Linked DNA regions of Homo sapiens: region 2 is linked to region 1. Evidence: chromatin loops called from intact Hi-C (ENCODE). Cell type or tissue: endothelial cell of umbilical vein. All regions are shown on one strand.

The links. Hi-C counts contacts between places; a loop is a spot of excess contacts. Peaks named below come from ENCODE experiments on the same cell type or tissue, not always from the same donor. Only the 100,000 strongest peaks of a DNase experiment are listed, where the experiment ranks them.
Region 2: a loop joins it to region 1, with 2.3 times the contacts of the local background. A loop is called at or near these places in 14 of 110 quality-filtered maps.

What each region holds. Positions count from the first base shown.
Region 1 is chr1:93,626,127-93,634,126 of GRCh38, reverse strand. The region is part of intron 3 of BCAR3 (BCAR3 adaptor protein, NSP family member); the gene reads left to right. Among named protein-coding and RNA genes, the nearest start is that of BCAR3-AS1, 38 kb to the right of the region's middle. In endothelial cell of umbilical vein, a CTCF peak has its summit at 4,479 (motif pointing left); a DNase peak (open chromatin) is centred at 4,446; H3K27ac peaks cover 2,408 bases.
Region 2 is chr1:93,732,006-93,740,005 of GRCh38, reverse strand. It overlaps a transcript of BCAR3 not described here. Among named protein-coding and RNA genes, the nearest start is that of BCAR3, 54 kb to the right of the region's middle. RefSeq lists an enhancer at 1,239-2,438. In endothelial cell of umbilical vein, a CTCF peak has its summit at 4,772; no DNase peak of the experiment used is centred here.

The sequences.
Region 1 (8,000 bases):
AAATAAATGGTTGAAAAGAGGTTGGAGAAGAGATGAAGTACACCAAGGAGCTTCCAGGGATGATAGAAATAGAAATATCGTGATTGTAGTGGTAGTTACCCAACTGGGGTTGGCTGTCAGTGCTCATGGAATTGTACTGAAAAGGGTGACTTTTGCTGAATGCAAATTATACCCAATAAGCCTGACCTTAAAAAGCAAGCTAGGCTGGGTGTGGTGGCTCACGCCCTTTGGGAGGCCGAGGCAGGCGGATCACAAGGTCAGGAGTTCGAGACCAGCTTGGCCAACATGGTGAAGCCCCTGACTACTAACTAAAAAAATACAAAAATTACCCGGGCATGGTGGCATGCGCCTGTAATCCCAGCTACTCGGGAGGCGGAGGCAGGAGAATTGCTTGAACCTGAGAGGTGGAGGTTGCAGTGAGCAAAGATTGCGCCACTGCACTCCAGACTGGGCGATAGAGCCAGAGTGTATCAAAACAGACAAAAAAAGGCAAGTTAAAGCCTTGTATTTCAGTCCTTAAGTGCTGCCACCTCAGTAGGAGAAATTTTCCATTTTGAGATGGGCCACACCAGGGAGGCCAGACCCTTGATGAGATGGAAAAAGTGCCGAGCTTGAAGATTTTTGACTGCAGTGGCTCATTCAACAGATATTTTTTAGTATATACCATGTGTTTGTAATTGTTCAGTCAGGTCAGACCAGGTGGGAAGAAAGTGTTACCAGGAGCCTAACCTGAGATAGTCGCAGTGGGAATGGAAAGTTAGGCCACATGGTGAAGGGCTTTTAGAGATAGAATTAAGACCCAGTTATTAGGGAAGCTGAGAGATTCTAACAGGATGTAAATGGTGCAGGTGAGGGAGAGAAGCTAGGGGCAGTTCCTGGGACCACACCAGTACCTAGCATTGTGCCAGAAGCCAGTAAATAGGGAGGAAAGGAGATGTCCATTTGGAAACCTTGTTACCACAGTGACGTTAATCTTCGAGCATTTGTGGATATCTTTAGACCAAGGGGTCAGCAAACTATAGCCTAAGACCAAATCTAGCCCACCACCTATTTTTATATGACCACTAAGCTAAAAGTGGATTTTATATTTTAATATGGCTTTTTTTTTATGTGGAGTTTCGCTCTTGTTGCCCAGGCTGGAGTGCAACCATGCAATCTCGGCTCACTGCAACCTCTGCCTCCCAGGTTCAAGCAATTCTCCTGCCTCAGCCTCCCAAGTAGCTGGGATTATAGGCACCCGCCACCACGCCTGGCTAATTTTTTATATTTTTATTAGAGACGGGGTTTCATCATGTTGGTCAGGCTGGTCTTGAACTCCTGACCTCAGGTGATCCACTGCCTCGGCCTCCTGAAGTGCTAAAATGGCTTCTTAAAAATCAAAAGAAGAGTGGCAAAATTACATAAAGTTCCAGTTTTTATGTGCATCCATAGTTTTATTGGAACACAGCAATGCCCATTCATTTATGTATTGTCTGTGGCTGCTTTTCCTATAATGGTGGGATTGAGTACAGATTCTACTCCACTTACGATGGGGCTACATCCCAATAAACCCATCATCAATTGAAAATATCATAAGTTGAAAATGCATTTAATACACCTAATCTAGAGAATATTATAGCTTAGCCTACTGAATATTATAGTTTACCCCAGCATCACCTAAGAGTATCATAGTGCATGTTGCTAGGCCAGAAAAGATCACATTTCAAAATTTGAAGTACAGTTTCTACTGAATATATATCACTTCAGCACCGTCGTAAAGTTGAAAATCAGTGGAACCATTGTTAAGTTAGGGCCTCTGTAGTTGTGACACTATGGCCTCAAAAGCCTAACAGAACCTTTTACAGAGTTTTCTGACCCTTGCTCTAGGCTGTTTGCACCTTTGCTGTTTCTGTTTTGCCTTCCCAATAATGCATAACAGGCTTTCAACAAAAGTGAGTCCTTGGGCAAATTTTATGATCTTGCACAATCACAAGGATAGTGCTTTTGTCACACTGTGCAGGATTTGGACGCATCTCTGCATCTTATGAGGTGTACCTGTCAGCTCTGAGCAGCATCTCTCTGCTGCCCTGGTCGGTTCTGGCATCTTTAGCCCAGATGGATGAACAGGTGTGTGGGGGCAGCATGGGTACTTGAACCCTGACTGCTCCTGCCTGGGGCTTGCGTGGATAACTCCTCAGGCCAGACACTGCTTTGTCCATGCAGCCTGAGATGGGTTTTCTTGTGCCACAAGTCAGAGAGAAGGGACTTCTCACTGGGCCTCCTGAACTTGATGGTTTGAGATAAGGTCAAACCCTGGAGCTGCCCTCTGGAGGTGCTGAAAGGAACATGGTCTGGCCAGTGAGAGGAATAAGACCAGATTTACATTCTGTGTGAATTTGTATTCTGTGCTGCAGGCATCAGCCTTGAAGCTGAGGCACCATCCTCCCTAACTCGAGGAAGGATTCTTCTGAGATCCCGAACTGTAGGGATGACTGAGAGACTCAAAAACTAACAGGCAGGCAAGAATTGAAACTGTGGCTTCTGACGGGACTCAGCTCCATATTGGACTTCGAATCTGGTGTGGCCTGTCCACCTCTAACCTCATCTCCTGCCACCCCAATAGTCACTGTCCTCTGCCACCCTGGCTTTCCCTAGTGTCTCTGGGGCTTTGCCTTCCCATTGGCCTGGAAGGTTCTGAGGCAGAATAGCTGAGAGGTTTGGAGTGAGTGCTAGGACACTGCTGTGGGTTGAATTGTGTCCCCCAAAAGCGATATGTTGAAGTCTTAACCCCCAGTAACTGTGAATGGTGACCTTATTGGGAAATAGGGTCATTGCAGATATAATCAAATTAAGATGAGGTCATATTTGACAAGGATGGGCCCTAATCCACTGACTGGTGTCCTTATAAGAAGAAGATTTGGACCAGACACAGGTGTAGAGGGAGAAGGCCATGTGAGGACAGATAGAGACTGGGGGATGAGTCTGCAAGCCGAGGAGTGCTAGCAACCACCAGAGGTGAGGAAGAGGCAAGGCAGGCTCCTCCCTGCAACCTTTGGAGCCATTGTGGCCCTCCGGATACTTTATATAGGATTTTTAGCCTCCAGAGCTGTGAGACAATAGAAACATTTCTATTTTAAAGTAGCCAAGTTTGTGGTAATTGGTCTTGGCAGTCCTGGAAACTAATACAAATCCAGAGCCCGGTTTTAGCCGTTTCTTGGTTGTATGACCTTGGGCAAGTTACTGAAGTTCTCTGGAGCTCAATTTCCTTAACAGTAAATGGGAAGATCGGGGATTAAACAGTGAATACATGTGAAGTTCTTAGTTCTTAGCACAGTGCCCCACATGTACTTAGCACTCAGTAAATACCAGCTATATGGCTGGTTCATTTGACACATTTCACTGCCTCAGAACAGCCTTCCCTGACATCCGTACTAAAAGCAGTCCCCAAGTCACTATCTCATTACTCTGTATATTATCCTCATTTGTCCCAAATTTTATTTATTTTATTTTTTTTGAAACAAGGTCTGGCTTTGTCACCCAGGCTGGAGTGCAGTGGCGCAATCTCAGCTCACTGTAATTTCTGCCTCCCAGGCTCAAGCCATCCTCCCACTTCAGCCTCATGAGTAGCTGGGTCTACAGGCATGCACCATCACACCTGGCTGATTTTTGTATTTTTTTTTTTTTTTAGAGACCTGGTTTCACCATCATGTTGGCCAGGCTGGTCTCAAACTTGTGAGCTCAAGTGATTCGCCTGCCTTGGCCTCCCAAAGTGCTGAGATTACAGGTTTGAGCCACCACACCCGGCCTTATTTGTTTACTTTTAAAAATAAGACTTCTCACTAGCATGTGAGTCCTGAGGACAAAGACCCTTCTTTTGTTTAGTGAGTGAGCACCCACACCAGATGCACAAGGGCGTTTATTTTAATTTTTAATTTTTGTGAGTACAGAGTAGGTGTATATGAGATATTTTGATACAGGCATACAATGTGTAATAATCACATCAGGGTAAATGGGGCATCCATCACCATTTATCCTTTGAGTTACAAACAATCCAATTGTACTCTTCAGTTATTTTAAAATGTACACACACTGGGCACTTAAATTTAGGGAAGGGGGAATGAGGTTGTTCTAAAAATTTTATATTTTGCAAAGCAGGTAATGCTGATGTCTCTAAAATTTTTCCAGAAATCCTTCGGTGTTTTTATTGCAAAACAGCAAAGAGGTTCCCGCACCTAACCTCAGTCTACCTTCTCTTGCCCACCTGGTACAGGATAAAAACTGTGGGGTTGCTGTTGTCACCTTAAATACTCACATATTTGGGCAGAGATATACACTGTTTTTAAAAGTGTAGTTCTGGCAACTTCTATGACTTAGACCTATCTACTCTTTGGGAGATCTTGTTAACTATAGGGAGTCAGTAACTTCAACACCAAAACGAGAGGCCTGGATTGCTAGCTTTAGAATCATTTGCTGTTAAGCTCTGCCCTCTAGTGCTCATCAGTGTCACAACAGTTCAGCATTTGGCTACAATTCGGTTTCTAAATATTCTAAGAGCTTTTAATATTAAATGTAATAGCATGTCAGGACTTGTATTCAACTTCAGAAAGAAGAGCTGTGTTTACAATACATGAAAATGCAGATTTAAATTGTCAAGGAATTTTATTATTAGAATTAATTGTCAATGTTCTTGAATGAAGAGCTCTAAAATGCTATGATACTGTATGTAGATTTTGAGATAGGAGGTTTGCATTTGGCCCAAAGTGTTACCTCCGGTAACCAAGAAGTTTCCTGGGAACAACTTGTATTTGAATTGTGATTTGGTATCTGAAAAAACATCTCGGCTTGGCAGGAAGGATGCTGGTATTGGGTAAGGCAGAAGACTCCATGCCTGGGAGACAGCGTGTGCCCAGGCTGACTGGAGCAGGAGAGAACAGTGGGAGGAGCCTTGGGAGAAGCAGTAGGTGCTCCATGTTGCTTGAATGGGAAAAGAGATTCCGAGAAGAAGATCACGTTAAGAAATGAGTTTGGGAGGAATTTTATTTATTGCCAAACTGTCTAACTACATATAACTTTGCAACTTGCTTTTTTCATTGGACATCATTCCATATTAAACGTATGGGCCTCCCTCCTTCTTTCGAATGGGTACCCAGTATTCCATTGTATGAAATACAGTTATAGTTAACTAGTTGCCTACTGACATTTGGGTTTTGCTAATGTTCTGTTAGAAACAATTTTGTGGTTAGTACATAGTCATTTAGTAAGTATTTGTTGAGTCTCTTCCCTGTGCTGGTCACTGTTCCAGGGGCTGAGGATACAGCAGTGAACAAAACAATATCCCTGCCCCTGTGGAGCTTTTACTCTGGGGGTGGAGGACTGGAAAGACAATAAGAAAGACAGTCAAGTCAATCCTGTTAGCTGACGATGAGTGCTTAGCAGAAAAGATGCATCAGGGAAAGCAGCTATGAAAGTTGGAGTAAGGGGACATTAAATTTTAGATAGGGTGACCAGGGAAGGGCCTCACCAAGAAGGTGACTTTTGAGTGGAAATACAAGTCAACTGTAATGTCTAAGGGGAAGAAGAAGGGCAAGGCTTTGAAGCCAGGGTCCGCCTCTTCCATGGAGGAACGAGGAGGCCAGAGGCTGGAGCTGGTGAAAGCAGCTGGTGTTAGAGTGGCAGAAGGTGATGTGCGAGGGATTGTGTGTCAGAGTAAAGACTTCAATTTTTTCTGGAATGAGATGGGAGGCATCTCAGGTTCACTTTGGCTTCTGTGTTGCTGCTAGACTGCAGGGGACAGGGGCAGAAGCAGGGAGACCAGTGAGGAGGCTACTGTGATTGTCCAGATGAGAGATGATGGTAGTTTGGACCTGTGAGAGCAGGGGAGGTGGTAAATAAGGGGGTTCTAGGAATGTAACGTGAAGGCAGAGCCATCAGCACTTCCTGATGGATTGGACATGAGGTGGGAGAAGAGAGGAGCCATGCTTGACACTGGTAGGATGGTGCTGTTGTCAGTGGAGGTGGCTTGGTGTGCGTTAGTGTAAGAATTTTCAGAAGATAAAAATCTAGGAGTAGAATGATTCAGTGTCACATAATGGGTCAAAATAAAACTTCTTGGCAACCGAAAGTTTTTTTTATTTGTCGTTTCTTACATTTTTCTCAGTTTCTAATTTTTTTCTAATAGTGTTTTTATGATAGTTACTTATAAAAATAAAAACACCCCTGTAATTATATCCCTTAGTCTACTCCATAGGTAAGATACTGAAAACTTATGGCTCAATCAAAATTATGTAAAGCAAGTAACTTAAATATTAGAGCAGAAGTTCTTAAATTCATTTGTCTCAAGACTTTTTAAATTATTGAGGACCCTAAAAAGTTTTTGTTATGTGACTTCTAGCTATTGATACTCATCATGTTAGAAATTAAAATGGAATATTTTAAAATGTTTATTTAACTTATTTTTACTTGATGAGCATTTCATGTAATTCATTTAAAAATAAGAATAAACCCATTATATACCAGTGAATGTACATTTGTGGTAAGAATGACATTGTTTTACATATTTGCACATCTCTTTAGTGTCTGATAGAACACAACTTGATTCTTATATTTGCTTCGGTGTTCACTCTGTTGTTTTGTGTTACTTTGGTTGAAGTCTCAAATAATGTGGCCCTGCACAGGTATGCAGTTCAGAAAGGGAGGAGTATTTTAATAGCCTCTTCAGATCATTATAGTTGTTGGTCTTTGATACTAGAGTTCAACAAGTTGTAGTTCCTTAAAAGTTAACTGCAATGTGGACTCTGAAATCCTGTCAATGAACTTGTTTTATTTCCTTAAAATTCAATTTGAATGGATCTCTCTTGCAATTTGAATGGATCTTTTACCCATGCATGAGTTTATATCATCATGCATTGGCCATTTGAAAAATATTGGTTTACGAGTTATGCAGATCTTATAAATGTTACATATTTCACTATGTAATATCAGAACTCACATTCATTAATATGACCACCGATCTCATCAGAAAAATCATTAAAGTATTGGAAAGCTGTCAAACTCATGTGGTGAATACAAGTTTTCCAAAATTCTAATTTTCACTTGAAACCTGGAATTTTATCATTGGCAACAAACACTGTCTGTTGTTTTCCTTGAAGTAACAGGCTCACTTTGTTCGTTTTTCAGAAAATGGCTGCCAAATAAATACCCGAGTCTGAATAACCAAGTTTGTCAGACATTCTTTGAAGTAAAAATTGTGCTCTATGAAAAAGCAGCTAGTTGAGCCCACAATTCAATTGCACAGTTGCTTTTCCTTCACACAAACTCTGTGCTTGGAAACACAGCAGAATTGTTTTCTGTGCATGTCCTGTTGCATTGTATAGAATACTAAAGAGACATGTACTCGAGGGCCCATATTTAATAAAGTGAGTAATTCTCACTGCTTCATCAAAGACTTCTAGGTGGAACTGGCTATTTTTCTTCAATTCTTTGAGCCAATGGGAGTCAAGAGTGCAATGGCCCCTGGTAGAGTTTGGTGCCTCTGCCTTGCTTTGTGCTGAGGCACCAGGAATTAACCCATCATAGCTTTTGCACCACCAGTATAAATGTCAACCCAGTGAAACAGGCAAAAAATGTCTCTGTATTATTATGAAAATAAGTTTTGACCTCTCAGACCCCCAGAAGACCCCCCAGCCTGCAGATCAGCCTGTGGAACACACTTTGAGCACCACTGTACCAGAGGGTCTTTTGCTACTTAAGAGACTAAAAGCTGCAAAAACACTTAAAACACAAATAATCCCCTCTTGTTTATCTAAATCCATATTTATTTCTCTAGCAAAGTTTACTTTTAAGCTCAGCTTGCCCAACAGTTGCATTTACATTTAAAGAGACTTGTTTTTAATGTAGGAAAGACATTAAATTTTCATTTAAAAGTAAGGAAAAAATTGAGAGTCAATCCTTGAAGTAAGGGTTCTCAATTGTGGGCCTGTTCCTTGCAGTGGAGTGGATTGTGACACCTCTGGAAATGCTAA
Region 2 (8,000 bases), 110 kb before region 1:
GGAGTGCAGTGGCATGATCTCGGCTCACTGCACCCTCCGCCTCCCAGGTTCAAGCAATTCTGCTTCCTCAGCCTCCCGAGTAGCTGGGATTACAGGCATGGGCCATGATGCCTGGCTAATTTTTTATATTTTTTGTAGAGACGGGGTTTCACCATGTTGGCCAGGCTAGTCTCAAACTCCTGACCTCAGGTGATCCACCCGCCTCAGGCTCCCAAAGTGCTGGGATTACAGGCATGAGCCACTGCACCTGGCCAGCTCTTTTCTTCCATGTACTGTACTCATTTTTTAGGCATATTCCATCCCCTTAGGGCAGGGCTGAGTACGTAATTGGTAGGGCTCAGTGCACAATGAACATGTAGGGAGGGCCTCATTCTAAAGTTATTAAGAATTGCAAGATGACAATCGCAGAGCATTAAACCAGCTGTGGGATCCTTCCAGCTCAGGGCCCTGCATGCGTTCTAAGAGGCTACATTTCTATAGGCAAGGTTAACTGGGTCAAAGATGACACTATACATTTTTGGTCATTTTTTATTTTAGAATATTTTAATACTGTATTAAAAGATTAAAACATAAAGATTTTAATCAGTCATTACTAGTTCTTTTTTAAATATAGAGGTCCTTAAATTTGGGAGATATGAACATCTAGGCACCCCTTCTATTAACACTTAACTGATTCTAATCACTACTTAACCCTAATTTTCACCCATCCTTGAGTAGCACTGCATTTCCCATCTCACAGGCTCCTCTGTGGCTCTGAAATGTCTCGTCTTAACTGGAGTAGGGGTCATCTAAGGTTGCGGCAGCTGTCATGTAACCATGCCACCCAGAGAGGACAATTTCCCTGGGGAAAGGAAGTTTATTTCCCAGTTGTACCGCTTGAAACCCAGGGAGCAGAACCTGGGAGATTAACACCTACAGCACAGAGGACGAAAAACGTTCAGTATTGTCCAGCAAGTCAAGGTGGGAATTCCAGGAGATTAGAGGCAGTGCCAGGTGCCTTTCCACCAGTTGCTTGGGTGGGGTCAGGAAAACATATCCTCAGAGGACAGAGGCCAAGGCTTTGCCCCTCTGCTCTTCCCACGGCTCCTATTCTCTGGCCCTGGCTCTCAGGTTATCCTTTGTTCACCTGAAGGGTCCTAACTAAAGTTGCCAGATTCAACTAATAATAAATACAAAGTTCAAATTTAACTGGATAGACTGTATTTTATCTGGCACCCCCAGTCCTAACCCTGGCACCCCCCGCCCCACCCTGTCTTGGCTGACTCAGGACTGGCTTCTTAATGACTGTAACTGCTCCCCGACCAGTGCTCTCCCCACCAGCATCTCCCACCAGGCTTCCTTGGACTTAGCTGCTGATCTGCCTTGCCCTGCCCTGCCCAGCCCTCTGATGGGGACTTCACAGACAAGCTGTTAACCACCATGGAAGATGCCAGTGCCAGGCGGAGACTCATCTCCGACCTGCGGTCAGCTCTGCCGGGACCTCTGTGCATTCCTTCCCAGTGCAGCTCATCCTTGGCACTGAGACCCATGGCGGGGGAGGGCGGAGCACAAGCTTAGCTCCATCACCGGCCTGCAGGGTAGGCTCAGAGTGCATTGAGGTGGTAACTGTGGCTTGGGAATGCCTATTAGACAAGTTATTCTCCTCAATTTCATTTCATTTTAAATTTCCCTTTTTGGAAATGAGCATGAAAGTATTGAGTGTCAGGAATGTCCACATTTCTTGATGATATGTCATTGAATCCTCATAACAATACTATGAGGTGAGTAATATTGTCCCTACTTTGAAGATGAAAAAACTAAGGTTCCACCACCTTACTATTGGTAGATTTCAAAGCTTGAATTAAACTCTGATCTTCTAAATCCAAGCCCAGGAGCTGGGTGCAGTGGCTCATGCTTGTAACCCCAGCACTTTGAGAGGCCAAGGCAGGAGGATCGCTTCAAGCCAGGAGTTCAAGATCAGCCAAGGCAGCAAAGCAAGACCCCGTCTTTAAAAAATAAAAATAAAAAAATAAGGCTGGCATGGTTGTGCTTGCTTATCCTAGCTACTTGTGAGGTTGAGATGGAAGGATCACCTGAGCCCAGGATTTCAAGGTTACAGTGAGCTATGATCACATCACTGCACTCTAGCCTGGGTGACAGAGCAAGAGCCCATCTTGAAAAAAATTACCCCAAGCCCATGCTTTATTGTTGCACAGTTTCATCATTGACCACCCAAACAGAAACTTTTGAATAATTAATTGTTCATACCTCACTCTTTCTCCAATCTGATCCCTATGTCCTTATGATTTTGCCACTGAAATGCCTCTTGATACCACTGTATTGGCTTCCTAGGGTTGCTGTAACAAATGACCACAGACTGGGTGGCTTAAAACAACATGAATTTATTCTTACAGTTCAGGAGGCCAAAAGTCCAGAATCAAGATGTCAGCAGGGTCGGTTCCTTCTGGAGACTCCAAGGGGAGAACCATCCTGTGCCTGTCTCCTTGCTTCCGGTGATTGCCAACATCCCCGACATTCCTTGGCTTGTAGCTGCATCACTCCAGGCTCTGCCTCTGTTGTCACATGGCTTCTTCCCTGTGTGTCTCTCTGTGCTTAGGTACATCTCTCTCTCCTCTTTCTTATATAGGCATCAATTACTAGATTTAGGGCCCTCCCGAATCCACTATGTCCTCATCGTAACTAATTACACCTGCAAAAGACCCTATTTCCAAATAGGATCACATTCTGAGGTTCTGGGTGAACAGGAATTCTTGGGGGACACCATTCAACCCAGTACAACTGCTATCTCTCTACTCCAGACTTTCACCATCACCACTGTTCTGCTTTGAGGCTTTCCCCTCTCCAATTCATACATTGCTCAAAAATTTGCTTTCTGAAAAGCAAATCTGACCACAGCACTCCACAACTTAAAAATGGTCACATATCTAAATGGCTTCTAGCAGTGGTTCTCAAACTTGAGTGTGCAAAAGGATCACCTGGAGAGCTTCTTAAAACTCAGGTTAGAGAGCCCCATCCCAGAGCTTCTGATCCAACAGGAGAAGCTGGAATCTGCATTTCAACATGCGTAAGATGATTCTGATGCAGATGGACCGTAGACCATGCTTTCAGAAAGGTCTATAGCATAAAATGCAAAAGCCTAACAAAACCCAGCACACAGAAAGCACTCAACGAAAGTTAACCATGATGATTTTTTATTTTCATAGCTTTGCTCATTTTGCCTACTTTTCCTGGGAATTTTTTCCCTCCTTTTATCACTTGGAATAGTTTCTTTTATCCTTCAAAATCCAGTGACGAGGCCATCATCTCTGTAAAATCTTCCTGGACCCCCTTAGTGCCATATTAGTTACTGTCTTCTTGTCCATTCCCCCATAATTATTGCTGGTATTCTTTGTTCCATTACCATATTATGCAAAGGAATCACACATATTTCTGTCTACATACATGAACAGTTTGAGGGCACCTACCATTCTGTAGGGCTTAGTAGAGTGTCTGGCATATTTTATAATTAAACTGCTTATTGGCCAGGCACGGTGGCTCACGCCTGTAATCCCAGCACTTTGGGAGGCCAAGGCGGGCAGATCACCTGAGGTCAGGAGTTTGAGACCAGCCTCTAACATGATGAAACCCCGTTTCTACTAAAAATACAAAAAATTAGCTGGGTGCAGTGGCACGCGCTTGTAATCCCATCTACTCAGGAGGCTGAGGCAGGAGAATAGCTTGAACCAGGGAGGTGGAGGTTGCAGTAAGCCGAGATCGCGCCATTGCACTCCAGCTTGGGCAACAAGAGTGAAACTCCATCTCAAAAACAAAAAATAAATAAATAAACTTCTTATCACATCTCTTCATACAATTGAATGTTCAATTTATTGTTTTAAAATGGAATTGCATGATTCTTTTCTTAATTTAATTCAATAATTATACTAGCTCCTCTTTCTTCCTACCACGCTGTCTGTTTTCTCTCTCCCAGATGCTCCAAGTTTCACACTGTGGTCAGTGTGCAGTGACTAGTCTGGCTGGATTGTTTTGCATTCCAAATACCTTATTTAGGAACTAGGGCTTACCACCCACTCATAGATACAACCCTCAATTCTGGTGGCAGGAATGTTCTTTCTCTGCTCTGCCTGCAGAATCCATAGGAAGGCCACCAAATGCTGTGCTTCAAACTCCTAAGGAAGTTTGGCTCCTACCAGTGGAAGCTAGAAGCTTATTTACTGGCGCAGGCCATGGAAGCGAGCTGCCTTGGTCCAAAATATCATCTTTTCTCTCTGAGAATATTATCTCAAGACCACTTTATGCAATAAATGGATAAATGAGCTTTTCATGGGCCTGTAAAGATTTTTGAGACTTGAAAAACTATATGTATTTTTCAAAATAAGGAAAGGAAACTCCAGAATCAAAATTGATAAATTGAATTAAATGTCTACAAAATATAAAATGATTCCAACTAGCCAGCTGCATCTGAGCTCAACTCTGATGTGGTTATATATGTTCTATTTCATGTGGAGCACATTTTAATAATTTTTTAATATGGGATGTGGTCTCCGAAAGCAAAAGTGCCTGATGTTTGGGAAGTTCTCAAAATGATCCCATGTTGTCTGCCATGACAGAGCTCACGGCTTTGAGTGGAGTCCATGTGAGGAGTGGGAGAGGAGGGTCCTTATCTGGACAGTCAGATCCAGAGAATCACATGGAAAATCATCCCACAATCCAGGCTTTTGGAATGTGGTTCCACATGTGAAAGAGCATTTGTGTAGATGATTGCTGCTCAGCTTTTGACACTGAGGTCCAAGCCAATTCTGACCAGGCCAGAGGGGGCACCAGAGGCCCGGATCCACCAAACCCAAAGGGCCTAAAACTCACATTGTTTGCATTGCATCAACAAATATCTACTGAGCCCTGTTATGTGTCTAGAACTCTGCTAGTGATGGGGAACACCACAGTGAGCAAGATAGGCACCATCCCTGCCTCAAGGAGCTTACAGAGCAGTTAAACAAACTCCAAGAAGCTAACCACCAATAGAAGAAGGAATGCAAAGGGATGTGCAGATTATCATGGGTGTCTGGTAGAGAGGTTAACCTAGTCTGGGAGTGAGGGAGGACCACTCAGAGGAACTAACATTTAGTATGATAACTGAAGGGTGAGTAGGAGTCAGCCACAGGAAAGCGTTTCGCACAGAAAGCCCCGTGCTGCCTTAACATGGTGTCAGATGCCAGGAATGGGCATCCTCTGTGTGCCCGCTATTCTGAAGCCCCTTCTGATTGGCCCAGTAACATCTCTGAATCCCTGCCTTGGCTTCCTGATTTGCCTTGAGTGCTGGAACTACAGATAGCTTTGCCGACGTTGCTGGGGCCCTCCCCGCCTGGAAGTAACAGCCTCTGCACTAGATGGTTTGCCCTGGGTGGCCCATGCAAAGCTGTACTGCTGCTGCCACCTGTTCCCAGGTACCGCCACTGCCCTGGAACACCACACCCCCTCCCACCCCATCTGACCTCCTCAGACGTCAGCCCAGGTCAGAGCACACTCTTGTGTGTCTCCCTCCTTTGGCCTCAGTGACTGCAGGAGCCAGCCACCCACCCTATTGCAGTCCCACCATTTCCTTCCAGCTCAGGCCTCAGGTTCAACCACACCATGTGACAGATCCTACCAGAATGCTGAAGTCATAGAGCAATGTTTCCTAAACTAGGGAATCCAATGCATCCTGAAAATATATCCATGCACTCCAGTTTGAGGAACACTGCACTGAAAGATAATGCAGTCACTTCTAGTTGACATGATTATGAACCAAACACAAATGTGCGCCTTGAAACTTCATGTCAGTACTCTTGCATACTTCACAAATGTTGTGAATATAGATTAGATGAGGCACATAAGACACCTGGAACTCCATCTGAAGAGGCCATGTAATTACGAATGTGTATTATTATTTGTCTTCATCCTGTCTGCCAGCTGAGAGAGACAGCCAGCCTACATTTGCTCAGCAGCCTGGAACTTTCTCCTCCAAAGAAAACCCAGTTCTCCCTATAGAAATCCAATAAGGCCAGATATTTAGGAGAAAAGTCACTGGTTTCTACCCCTCAGAGATTGGATTTTGGTTTTAGATTCTGCTTTTCAAATTAACTTGTCTACTATGCCTATCTGGCCTAATGCTTAAAAGAAAAAAGAATGTTTGAATAACCTTTATACTAGTCCCCAACAGGCCAAGGGCTCTGAGAAAATGAGAGGATCTGGAGAAGGGTAGATGCATGCACACACACACAAACACAACCCACGTGCATACACATGTGTGCACACATATGTTCTAAGAGTGCCCATACAGGTGCATGCGTGTGCACACACTCTCACACACACATCATCCAGCTGTGCTGAAGTCTCTGGGTAGAGAAAAGGGTACTGACCTGTGTTTACACTGTGCCTTTTGTCTGGGGTACGCAAAGTTCCTTCCAAGGAAGGCAGGCTTTGTCACTCCTCACCACCCCACTGGGAGGCAGCTGCCCCAATCAAGTCCTGGGGGATATCCCGCTAGAGCCCTGTGTGTCCCCTCTAAACTCTCCTTTACCCCCAGCGCAACCCTCCTCCTGAACACCGGCTTCCTGTTCCTGGGCATTTTGTCCTTAATCCCCCTCCACTGTCCTGCCCACTGTCTTGTAAGGTGGGTCGGGGGGTGGGGGGACATACAAAAAAATCCAAAATACTAAGTAAGCCGGGGCATCTTTATCTTTCCTGTGACTCTTCTGGTTTGGTGTGTCTGTACTTCCAGGGAACTTGTCCTCAGGCGGGCCTGAGTAGGAGACAAATCTTCAGCTGCTGGTGGGGAGGGGCTAGAATATTTGGAGTTTTCAGTGCACTTATTCCTCAGGGACTTTTTTTTAAAAAAAGAAAGCAGCCGAGACCCAGAGTCTAGCAAGGATCCATAGTCCCAAATTCTGCTCTGGTAGAAGACCTGGTAAAATGCTGCATTGGTCTCAGTTTTGTATTTCGTGTTGCTTTCTTTGCTGGGGGACTCAGATATTAACTCCATTAATAGTTTGAATGCAGTGCAAATGCTTCTCCTTCTGTAGTTATTGTTTGTGTTTAGCTGGTCTTTGTCTAGAAATGATCATTGCTGCAGGTGTAGGAGGAAGGGGCACCATTGTGCAGTTCTCAGTCTGTATCAAAGGTTTCTGAAATTGCTGCCCTGAGAAGTCAGGCAGGTTGAGAGGAGGGGAGATCTCTTTACTTTCCTGAGGCTGTTTTCTGCAGTTTGGGGTTTTGGAGAAGGCATCAAGGCTGAAGGACGGTGGGATCTCCCCTAGGGGGCCTCAAGGCAACTGCTGAAGTCGTTTTTCTCAGTCCTTTCAAATCAGATCTTCCTTTTCTTTTCTTTTTCTTTTCGTTTTTTTTTCTTTTTTTGAGACAAGGTCTTGCTCTGTCACCCAAGCTGAAGTTCAGTGGTGTGATCTCAGCTCACTGCAACCTCTGCCTCCCAGGTTCGAGTGATGCTTGTACCTCAGCCTTCTGGGAGTAGCTGGGATTACAGGCACCCACCACCACTCCCGGCTAATTTTTGTATTTTTTGTAGAGACAGGGTTTTGCCATGTTGGCCAGGCTGGTCTCAAATTCCTGGCTTCACGTGATGTACCAACCTTGGCCTCCCAAAGTGCTGGGATTACAGGCATGAGCCACTGCACCTGGCCAGATCTTCCATTTCAAACCTCTTTCATTCTCTGTCTCCCTCCACCTCTTGGTGCTGATTTGTCTGTCCTGAGGCTTTCTGGCTTTACAAAGCATCTTCTGGCACTGGACACGTTGTCTAGGAACAGGTTTCACCCCCAGGGCCCTGTCCTAAACACTAGCCCTGCTAATTTTGGCTCCACACTGTGAAGCCACCCGTTCTGTGAACCTCTTTCTATTCCCTAAATATGCCAATTCTCTCTCTTTTTCTTTCTCACTTTCCCTGGAGAGTAGAGTCTCTCCTGGATGTGCAGACATGGACAGTCAGCTGTCCACGCGGTTTGCTGTTT